Linked DNA regions of Homo sapiens: region 2 is linked to region 1. A link is a contact called in ENCODE Hi-C or POLR2A ChIA-PET data. All regions are on one chromosome and are shown on one strand. The core of a region is the stretch at or near the end of the contact, and the rest is flanking DNA. Distances in the headings are between cores, read along the strand shown.

Region 1 (5,350 bases), core at 2,741-5,240:
ATACAAAAACTAGCCAGGCATGGTGGCGTTTGCCTGTAGTTTCAGCTTCTTAGGAGGCTAGGCACGAGAATCGCTTGAACCAAGGAGGCAGAGGTTTCAGTGAGCCGAGATTGTGCCACGATAATCCAGCCTGGGCAACACAGTGAGACTGTGTCTCAAAAAAATAAATAAATAAGTAAAAAATAAAATCCATCCTATATCAGTCAGGAAAGAGCTCATTCCAGCAGGATCAATGCGGAGAATTCACCAGAGGAACTAGTTCCAAAGGTATGGCAAGAGGAAAAACTTCCAACAGGGGCCCGTGGGGCAACCGAGAGACGGAAAAGAGCAGGAAACTCCAAACCCTTTGGCGGGCAGGACAGAGGGTGTGGGTGAGGGTTCCAGTGCTGTGGGCTGGGCCAGCCTGGTAGGAATGAGAATCCATATGCTAGAAACTGGGGCCCCAGAGAAGCAGCTGCTGCGGAAACCCCAGGAGGCAGAGTGAGGGAGAGACGCTGGCCTCCCCTTCTTCCCGCCCTGCACTGTTTCCCATGGGTCACACACAGCTGCAGCCAGTTGCCTGGGGAGGCCCCTGCCATGCTGGGGTTTGCAAAGCAGGCCCAGGGCCTGGGAAGGACAGGGTGTGCAGCATGCAGGTGGCTATGCTGTCCGGCTACTGGGTGGACACTGCCCATAACTGACCTTTTTGATGAGTTCTGAGAGAAAGCACCAGGCATACTTGACTGACGGCGGGTGCTTCACACACACAGGATACTTCACAGTCTACAGCAAAGGACAGAACGTTGGTTGCTCGAGAGCCCATCTTAAGTCTCCTATGAGCTTCAAGCCAACACAGCAGAGGGCAAACTCCAGGCTACCCAATCCCTCAGCAAAGATGAAGATGGACACAGCGTTCTGGCCCCACGCATCTGCAGTTTGTCTTAAGATATAAGCCGTTTCCTAAAAATGCTTCCACTGCAGTGGCACAGGCTATGGCAGCATTTCTAATGCCCATTCTGAGCAGGAACACAGGGCATGTGGGCCCAAACCACCTCCCTCCCAGGGGAGCCAGTGTGAACCAGGGTTTGCAGTAAGGACAGTCGCCAACTGTCTGGCTCTATGGAAGAGGCAGGAAGGCCCACTCGGCAACTGCTCTCTTGGAGCATGTGTCCCTGGGGACAGGATGGAGGGGAGGTGACACTCCAACTAAAGCCAAGAGAAGCCAAGTGCAGGACGAGCAAGTTCCAGGCAGTGGGAACAGCCGGTGCAAGCTCTGAGGTGGCCACAGCCTGGCACTTGGAAATGAGGGCAGAGGGAATTGTGCAGCAGGAGGGGGGACGGTGGGAAAACAAGAGCCTGGAGGGAGAGGGAGGAGACGGTCCGCAGTGCCTGCTGGCTGGGAGGGATGCAGATTCTGCCCAAGGGCAGCAAAGTACCCCACGCAATATACAGGCTCTTCAGGCTGGTGCTGGTTTTTCATTTATTCTGACACAGAGTCTCGCTCTGTTGCCCAGGCTGGAGTGCAGTGGCCCGATCTTGGCTCACTGCAGCCTCCACCTCCCAGGTTCAAGCAATTCTCCTGCCTCAGCCTCCCGAGTAACTGGGACTATAGGCGTGCACCACCACGCCCAGCTATTTTTTGTATTTTTAGTAGAGATGGGTTTTTGCTATGTTGGCTAGGCCGGTCTTGAACTCCTGACCTTAGGTGTTCCGTCCACCTCAGCTTCCCAAAGTCCTGAGATTACAGGTGTGAGCCAGTGCATCCAGCCTTTTGCTGGATTTTAAAGCAGCTCTCCCTACATTTCATGCTTCACCACCTACGAGAGTGAGGCTCAGGGTGAAACTCAGAGTAGGGTGCAAGATAACTTCAGGTATCTCCCTGCTTGAAGCCCTGTCCTACTGTATTGCCCTGAAAGTCTTCCCTGCTGTGGCTGCATCTTTTCCACGTGGATAATCTTGGTTCACCTCTAGCACAGGAATTCTTCACTGGGGCTCCTAGGATGGGCTGGGTGGGTGGGGGTGGAGGATGTCTGCCTCCCCTGAGTTTGTATGGAAAACGTATTCTTCTGGTGCACTTCTTTCTGGGAGGGAGTCTGTTGCTTTGTCTTTTCTGAAGGGCTCATGGCCCTTTGAAGGTGAAGACCCAGGATGCAGGGTGATCTGCACTTGGCCCTCAAGGCCAAGGTCAGGCTGTGGCTGGGCCGGGTGGTGATCCTGCCTCTCACCTTCATGCAGATGCACTTGAGTGCAAACCCCACCCTGGGCAAAGCAAGGGCCCATTTAGGTCTAGAATAGACAGGAGTGGACAGGACAGGCCTCATAAATGAAAAAAGAAACTCTCTGAGCATCTACCAAATGCTAGAAGCTGTTTTGCACCTGTCATCTCTGTTTCTGCTGTGGATGGTTTAAAAAACATTCCCTAGATTCCCCCCTCTTATGCAGATTTTTGTATATACTGATGTCTTTGTCTAAGTCTTAGATAGAAAACAAAAGTGCTGGAGCTATCGGAGGTGCTGACACCCACCTGCAGTGCTGACTCAATGTTTTTGTTCTTTGAACAGGGGTGTTTTTAAAGGGTACAAGCACATCTGTGGTTCTTCTCTCAGGTCTTCCGGAGAGATTCAGGAGGCAGGGTCATGAGTCCCAGGGACTCTGGGACTCTTACCTTCTGCAAAATATCCCACAGAAGCTCAGAATCTGATGAGTCTCTTAACTTTGCTTCTAAGCTCTATGTGGAGGGAAGAGAGAGAAATCTCAAGGGTGCATTCACAGGAACATTAAACGTGCAATAGAATGTGTTGGCAAAGCGCTATGTGATCTCTCCTTGGGGACGTGGAGCCAGTTGGAAGTGGAAGCCACAGCAGCTGAAAGCCTGACCTTCAAATGTTGCAGGTGCACCTGGATGAGTCACAGGAAGAAGGCTAGAAGACTGACTCTTGGCCACATTAGTCTTGGCTACTTAGCTGCCACCCAGGTCATGGGCCAGCTCCCTGGTTGCACTGGTCAGCCAGGAATTACCAGGGCAGCCATGGCACCAAGGTTTGATGGGCTTGCCATCTGAGTTTAAGTGGAAATGCAGAATGTGCCCATACCAGCCTGGGTTACATTGTCCTCTTACAGGGGCCTCAAGCCCAGCAGCGAGCTTTGGCTCCCGAGTTAGGCAGACTGTCTCGGCTGGTATGTGACACGGGGCAAGGCACTTCATTGCTTCAGAGCTCCTTCCATGCCGTAAAAGGCCCTACAAGACCTGGTCCTAATCCCTCTCTCTGGCCTGTTCTCCCTCACCTCTTGCCCACCCTGCTCACTCCACTCCAGCCACACTGGCTGCCTTGCTGTTGTTCCTCAACCACAGCTGGCTTGTTTCCACCACAGGGACTTTGCATATCCTGTTCCCCAAGCCCTTCCCATGGCTAGCTGCTTCACCACTCAGGCCCCAGTTCAAATGCCACCTCTTTGGGGAAGGCTTCCCTGATTCCCCGACTTTGGTGACTCTTCTCCCCAGTTACTCCATTCACCATTTCCCTGTTTTATTGGCTTTAAAGCTACTCTCATCTGGTCTTTTCTTGTTTATTCATTTATTTGTTTGTTCTCTGGCTCTCCCATGCAAGCAGAGCCTCATCTGTCATGGGTACTGCTGATCCATGGTGCCGGGCTCACGAAAGGCATTTATTAAACATTTTCAGACCGAATAAAAACAGTAGCTAACACCGACATGCATTTACCATGAGCCAGGCACTGATCCACAGGCTTTTGTACTCAACTCTGACAACAACCCTAAGAGGTAGCTATCATTATATCCCCCATTTTATTAAGAAGAAAACAATAGCACAGAGAAGGGCTCAGGAGGCGGGGCCGGGGCGGGGCGTTGACTATGTCGTAGCACATGACCAGGCGGTGCTCGGACTCTGGGAGGCAGAGCTTAGGGAGGGCCGACGTGGGGAGGGGCCCAGGGTCCGGGAGGCGGGTCCGAGTCTGGGCTGCGGGCTACGCTCAGGAGGCGGGCCATGGGGGTATGGCCAGGCGCTGCTCGGGCCCTGGGAGGCGGAGCTTAGGGAGGCGCCGGTGTCGGGAGGAACCCAGGGACTGGGAGGTGGGTCGGGGCTGGGCTCAGGGGCCGAGACGGAGCTGGGCTTGGGGCGGGGCCGAGACGGAGCGAGGGGTCCAGGGTGTGGGAAACGGGGAGGGGTTTGAGGAGGGAATCGGAGTGTGGCTCACGTTCGGGAGGCGTTACCTGCGGAGGGTTTGAGGCAGGCCCAGGAGCAAGGCCATGGTCGGCCGAGGCGGGGCCAGGGGCGGGCCCTAGGAGCCGGAGCTTTGGGCGGGGCCGAGTACGGGTTTGGGGCCCGGGAGGCGGGGCCGGTTAGGGCAAGGGTCCCTGGGATCGTCGAGTCAGGCCTTGGGCCAAAGTAGACACTCTCGCAGTTCCTCCGCCTTCAGGAAGGTCTTTTTGGCAGGGGCCTTATGGGTGCGCGCTTCGGTCCTGGAGGCCTTATCCCAGCCGCCTCTCCATCAGCGCCACCCGTCTGGGGCCCGACAGGAGGGAGCTTTCCCTCTGTCCTCCAGCCTTTGGACTGTCACCAAACAAGCCATTCGTTCACCAAATACTTACTAAGCGCCTACCATGCGCCTGGCAAGGCAGATGTAACAGTGAGAAAAACTAGGTGTGGTCCAGACCCTCCAGGGTCTCAGGGGCTCGTGGAAGAAGTGGACATTGAAGTACTTATGATACAAATGAATATAAAAGTACAATAGCGATATCTGCCATGAAGGTGAGCAGACAGAGCTAGCGGGGCTTCCAGGAGGAGTTTTGATCTTGCAGGGACAGGAAGGAGGAGTTAGCTCCTGCGGGGTGGGATTAGCGGTGGTGGTGATATAGACTTGGGGACAGAGTGGAAAACAACAAAAATATAATTATTTTAGTTCAAAGTTATTGTGTCTTGAGTTGAAAGGCAGGGCAGTTAGCAACACAGTTCATATTTCAGTACTGCCCCTGAAATCTGAACTGTGTTCAAAGTCTAAAACGTTTACCTTAGCAAATGCCTCATAAAACTCCATTTGGAAGAGTCCAGAGAGCTAATTTGTTGAGTATACTTGCAGAAGGTAGATGAGGAGACAGATTAAATCTTATTACCTCTTTCAGATGAGAGGCACTTGAGCCCTGCTCAGCTATGAGAATAAGAGAGGGGAATTAATTCTAATTGAATACACTTGTTCTCTCATAGCTGTTGTTCCCCACCAGAACCAAATGAGCGCAAGATCTGACAAAGAAAAAAAAGGTTCATCTTTTATTCTCCCAAACACTTTCATTTAAATCAAGAGGGTGGGATGTGGTTATTGCTGTGCTTTTAGACAGAATCAACGGTTTCTGGGT
Region 2 (5,048 bases), core at 815-3,314, 400 kb before region 1:
GGATGCTGGCTGGGTGGCACTGGGTGGCTACTGACCTCAGGGGCCTAGTGACTGGTGAGGTTGGTGCCGAAACCCAGGTTTTTTTAATTCAAGAGAGTCAGAGTCCCCCCTGCAGCACCATGGCTGGCCATAACCCCTTGAACTTGACAGTGGCATGTCTGTTCTTCACTGAATGGCACTTTCTCGTACATGTTCTAGTAGGTGTTTTTCCATGGCTTCTCAAGTCATTCCTGTTGGTCTTAATTCCTTCTTTTTTCAGTAGCAAATAGTAACTAAAACAGTGTTTTTGTTGAATGTCAGCCAAGAGCAGGGCATCTCATTCCTGTAGGGGATGGTAACTGTTCCCTCCCAATAGAACTGTAAGGAGAATGGTGAAGCTGTAAAGATAGCCCTGGGCCCTGTGGCGTGGGGCCCCACAGACACACACATGCATCCCCTTCCCGAAGGCGCCGGCTTGCCCCATCTTGTTCTTGGGTCCTTTGGACAAATGCCTTGTGGAGCCAGAACCCCAGTGCTTCCCTCATTTGTCCCTGTGGCGTTCTGAGCTGCCTGCTGACAGTCACTCCATCCTCTGTGCACTGGCAGCTCAGCTATCAGATTGCTTACCAGCCTTCTGGGATTGATTTTTTTTTTTTTTTTTTGTCTTCCACCTGTGTCATTGGGTCAAGGTTTGGAGCAGTCTTCCTCTGGGATAGTGGCTCTTCTGTGGGCGAGATTACAGGACACAACAAAGTCATCAACAGCGTGGACATCAAGCAGAGCCGGCCATACCGGCTGGCCACGGGAAGCGATGATAACTGCGCGGCATTCTTTGAGGGACCCCCATTCAAGTTCAAGTTCACAATTGGCGTAAGTGAACTTACTTTTTGGGTGAAATTTGTGGTTTGTACATGAGGCTAGCAGAGGCTGAGCCTGTTTAGATGCTGATGGCAGAGACCACAGCACATGCCACGTATGCCATGATACACAGAAGTGGGCTCCCAGGGGTGTGCAGAGAGAGGGAGGGCTCCCCCACCCAGCACTCGTCCTCCCCAGGCCCTCAGCTGGGCATGGATGGTTCCCACAAGGAAGGGCCCTGCCCTAGGATGATGTGTGCCTGTCGGGGATTGGGGCAGGAATGTCCCTGACCGTGTAACCAGGCAAGCATCTGGGGCTGGAGGTGCTCATTAGAGAGGGGAGCCTGCAGGGCCTGCTGTTAGCTGAGCCACCAAAGTGGCAGAGGAAGGGAGCTTGCGGGACATCCAGATTGGTCTCTCCTAGAGACAGTGAGGGCAGTGATGCGCCTGCAAAGTGACAAACGGTTAGAAGACTGAAAGATACTTTGTGGAAGAAATGTGCCAGAAATGCGGCAGGCTTTGGGTGTAGCTGGCAGCATCTCAGAGGCCCATGCCGTGCATGCGCCCCGCCTTAGGCACCCAGGCCTTGCCAAGCCTCCTCACTTCTCCCTTCTGCAAGACGGGGGTGTGCCGGGGCCAGCAGCATCTGAGGGTTTTGACTATGAATTTGAAGTAGGAGAGCCACCTGGCAGGTCTGGAGCATCTGTGATGCCCATTTTCCTGCCCCAGCTTTGTAGGAGTGAGGGGAGGAGCCCAGCAGCCAGTCTCAGCACAACCCCACGGCTCTGCCCTGGCTTTCCCCATCCCGCTTGTGCTTGCGCTGAGGATGGACAAGAACAATGGACCCGGAAATGCACATTTTAGGGACTGTTGATGTCCTTGGAGGAGGTTGTGTTTGCAGATTGGACCAAGTTCTCGGGACTCCTCTTGGAACCGTCAGTGGTTTCACTGTCTGCCTCATGGAGGATTAATGAGATCATGTCCTTAAAGTGGCTCAGTGAGGAGCACTGTCCATTTTAGTGACATCATGCCATGAATCATAAATAGCCTGCGCAGTGCAGCTGGAAAGGGCGAGGACGGGACCCACAAAGTGAGCAGAATTTCCAGAGACTGTTCTTGGCTTAGGGTACAGGAGGGGGCTTTCCAAGGATGCCCCGTTCGTAGTGAAACAGGCTTCATTTTGTCACGGAACCGCAGGCTGAGCTGGGCCTGGCTGGGCAGGTGAAAGCATAGGGAGGCTCCCTGTATGCAGCTGAACACGCGGCAGCTCTCAGACTCTGCTCTTGTGGCTACCACCTAATGGGTAGGTAGTGGAGACCTGGCTATTTTGGGAGCTGTATTGAAGGCTGTGGCTTCAGGCCATGTTTCTTCGCTAGGGTGGAGGCACTGCAGAGCAGGGTGAGTAATGCTGAGTCAGCTGCACACCCCATCTCAGCCCAGGGCAGGAGGAAGCAGCTCAGAGACTTCTGTGGTAGCTAGAAGCCGGCTGTGGGTGGGGGCTCCTTGGCCTGCCCTGGGAGGGATCATTTCCACTCTGCAGCTGTGCATTAAACCCAGCACAGGGTGCTCAGCAGGGTCAGGGGCACCAGTTTGTTCCAGGGGTGGGCTGGAGCCTGTCTTCTTCACCAGGCTGCTGTGCCCCTGTGTGCTTGCTTGGGGACTTGTCCAGAACATTCTTTCTCTTTAGTTGTCCTTTCTAACTTCAGAAAGGACTTCACCCCACTGCCCTGGCCCAGGAGTGTTGGGTACAAATGTCTGCCCAGCTAGCCCAGCTCCAGGGTGGGTACCACCATGTGTCTTGAAGTCTTTTGTGGAACCCACAACCATGGGCCCTGCCTGAGGACCTGGGAGAAATAGAAAGGGCTGTGGCCTGGCACAGAGCTAGGTGGCTGTGCCCCCCTCGGGTGAGTCATGCCTCTGGGCCCTCCCGGAAACAGGGTGACAGTGACCCTTGCGTGCTGCACCCTCAGCCACAGGGAGGGTGTGAGAGGCAGCAGTGACCATCCACATGCTCAGGAGACATGTGCGGACTCAACTGCCCACGCATAGGAAGGACAGGAAGGGTGCTCAGGGACCCCACACCTGCCCCCAAATACCTTCTGAGTTGCAGATACACTTTGGTGTGTATCTGCACTTAAGCCCTCCGGACCCCAGAGGAAAGCTGCGGTCGTGCTCTCCATGACCAACCCCAAGACAAAGGGAGCGCGTGCAGGCTGGGGGAAGTGAGAGGAGGTGTGAGTGCTAACATGAGGCCCAGCCACAGTCAGCTTTGAGGACATGGTGGGCTGAGCATCGCTGGGCTTCCTCCCGTATGTGGGCTCTTCTGATGTGGTCGGAAAGCCTGGGATGTGGAAGTTCTCAGGAATTAATTGAGCCTGTTATAGTAAAAGATTTTAAAACCATATGTGGGCATTTTTTATTTTAGAGGGAATTAAGTTCCACTTGCTGTGAAATCCACATAGCAGTGGTCTTTTTTCCCCAGATCTTTCATTCTGCAGCACATGACGGCTGAGTCTGGGCTGCCTTTGCCTCCGCACCAGCGCTCAGGCCTTGGTGGCCTTGCCTGCCGCCCCTCGCCTCCTGAGAATGAGCAGCTGTGGTGGCAACTCGGGCCTGTCTTCATCTGCGCCTTCTGCACCCACTCCCTGCAGAGGCCCCCTGTGGCCGGGACCAGGAAGCTGCCCTGAGCTTGGGGGTGCAGCGCTGGGGTGGCAGGTGCTTCCCTAGTTACCCAGGTGGGAGAGGGACTGGCGTATGACTGCGGAGGGACCAGCTGGGTCGTGTTGGAGCTGCTGCCTTGAAAAGGAACAAGGCATGTTCTGAAGGCGTTTCAGTACAAGCTGAAGCAGAACTCCATGATGCTGTGCCTGAGCTGAAATGCAAGCAGCATTCCCTGTGTGCCCCTCGTCCTGAGGGACCGTAGCCCAGCTTTGGTCTTCATTTGCCTGAATGAGGCTCCAGGAAGATGGGAGTGGAGGAACATTTGGCCTGGAATAAGCCTGGGTGCCGGCTCATTCCTACCCAGTGACATTGAAGACGCGGTAGGTGACCTGCGGAAGTAACTTCCGGGGTTACAGGAGAACGGTTCTGAAAGGAGACCCTGGGCACCGTGGTCTCGGGTCTCCAGCACTGGCATTTTGCGAACCCAGGGGTAGGTTCCCCTCAGAGGGTCTGACCGTGGCCTGAAAAAGGGAGGGTGGCGAGACCATCTCCCTGCCTTCCCCCATCTCACCCATGGGGATGTCTTCATGCCAGGCAGGCTCCTGGGATAGGTACTCCTGGATGGGTTTAAAGGCCCCACTGAGTTTCTCTCTGTTGTCTGCCTTCGCCATGCGCATTACTTGGGCCAGGTTCTTTGCCTCTCTGGCCATCCGCTTCCTCCGGTCGGGTGAGCAGTTGGTTTGGTGGTCTAGGATGACCACACGCCCCCTCTGGAGTGTGGCTCACAGCTGTGTGCATGTCCTAGGTCCCAGGAGTTGGTGGTGCACTGGATAGTTTGTGTCTAATGAAATGGTTACTTAGAGCAGCATGTCGTCCTGGGGGCTCAGCCTTATGATGCAGAACTGAGAACTCACTGCCAGATCTAACAAGCTGTGATTGTAGGTGGAAAAATGTTCAGCACGGAAGACTTCTGGCTTCCCTCACTGGGGTGCCACTGCTCCCTCTGTTCCATTGCCTCTGCCCTGCGGGGACCTCATACCTCACATAGTTCTCCCACTTGAGGCTGGAGCCAAGCAGGGCTGGAAACCTCAGCTGTGGCTGTTACCGGAAGTGCTGCCTTCCTGATAGATAAGGAAAATTTGAGCTCAAAACAGGCAAGGTTTCTGGTGGTTTTTCTTTTTCATATTTCCTCACTCAAGACAGGGCAGAGAGCAGATGTTTCAGCCCTTCTGGCATGTATGGTGGCTGCCTGGGCCATGCCCCTGTGATGGGCATGCAGGACCGCCTCCCTTGTCTTCAGCACGCGCCACCCCTCCTGTCGACTGGCCTTGCTCTTCACTGGGCTGATGGCTGACTCCTGAAAACTGGGGGCTGACAGCAGGGAGGGTGACCTGGCCCAGGTCACATGGCCAGTAGGTGCCCCAAGGACGGTTAGTTAGGATGAGCCTCTTGTCCCTTCATATGGTCCTTGTTCTCCAGGGAACATGGTGACTGAGCTGACCCGTCCCGGGTGACGGGAGAGGCAGTTGGGTGGGTAGCTCCTTCGTGCCC

The links. A loop is a pair of places that touch in the nucleus more often than their neighbours do. ChIA-PET counts read pairs that join two places held with the same protein, here RNA polymerase II (POLR2A). Pooled maps may share reads with other maps.
Region 2: a loop to region 1 is called in a map of dorsolateral prefrontal cortex, with 2.7 times the contacts of the local background. The contact joins two enhancer-like sites. A Hi-C loop is called at or near these places in 1 of 168 maps with a recorded cell type or tissue (dorsolateral prefrontal cortex) and 8 of 50 pooled maps. POLR2A ChIA-PET finds 5 or more read pairs at or near these places in 1 of 52 experiments (MCF 10A).

The regions. Positions count from the first base shown.
Region 1 is chr4:9,690,456-9,695,805 of GRCh38, reverse strand. LOC124900660 (a long non-coding RNA gene) reads right to left here. Exons shown (of 5, transcript XR_007058019.1): 5 at 5,252-5,350. It also overlaps the pseudogene FAM86MP. Among named protein-coding and RNA genes, the nearest start is that of DRD5, 89 kb to the left of the region's middle. RefSeq lists enhancers at 2,588-3,097, 3,098-3,608 and silencers at 3,916-4,065, 4,076-4,125, 4,186-4,265. Within about 2 kb of position 3,990, at least 31 of the 41 ENCODE cell types and tissues checked have a DNase peak (open chromatin) inside an H3K27ac peak, as active enhancers do; they include dorsolateral prefrontal cortex, where a contact is called at or near this core.
Region 2 is chr4:10,093,512-10,098,559 of GRCh38, reverse strand. It overlaps WDR1 (WD repeat domain 1), which reads left to right. Exons shown (of 15, transcript NM_017491.5): 5 at 669-849. Among named protein-coding and RNA genes, the nearest start is that of MIR3138, 17 kb to the right of the region's middle. RefSeq lists enhancers at 1,839-2,328, 1,733-2,932, 3,510-4,280. Within about 2 kb of position 2,064, at least 33 of the 41 ENCODE cell types and tissues checked have a DNase peak (open chromatin) inside an H3K27ac peak, as active enhancers do; they include dorsolateral prefrontal cortex, where a contact is called at or near this core.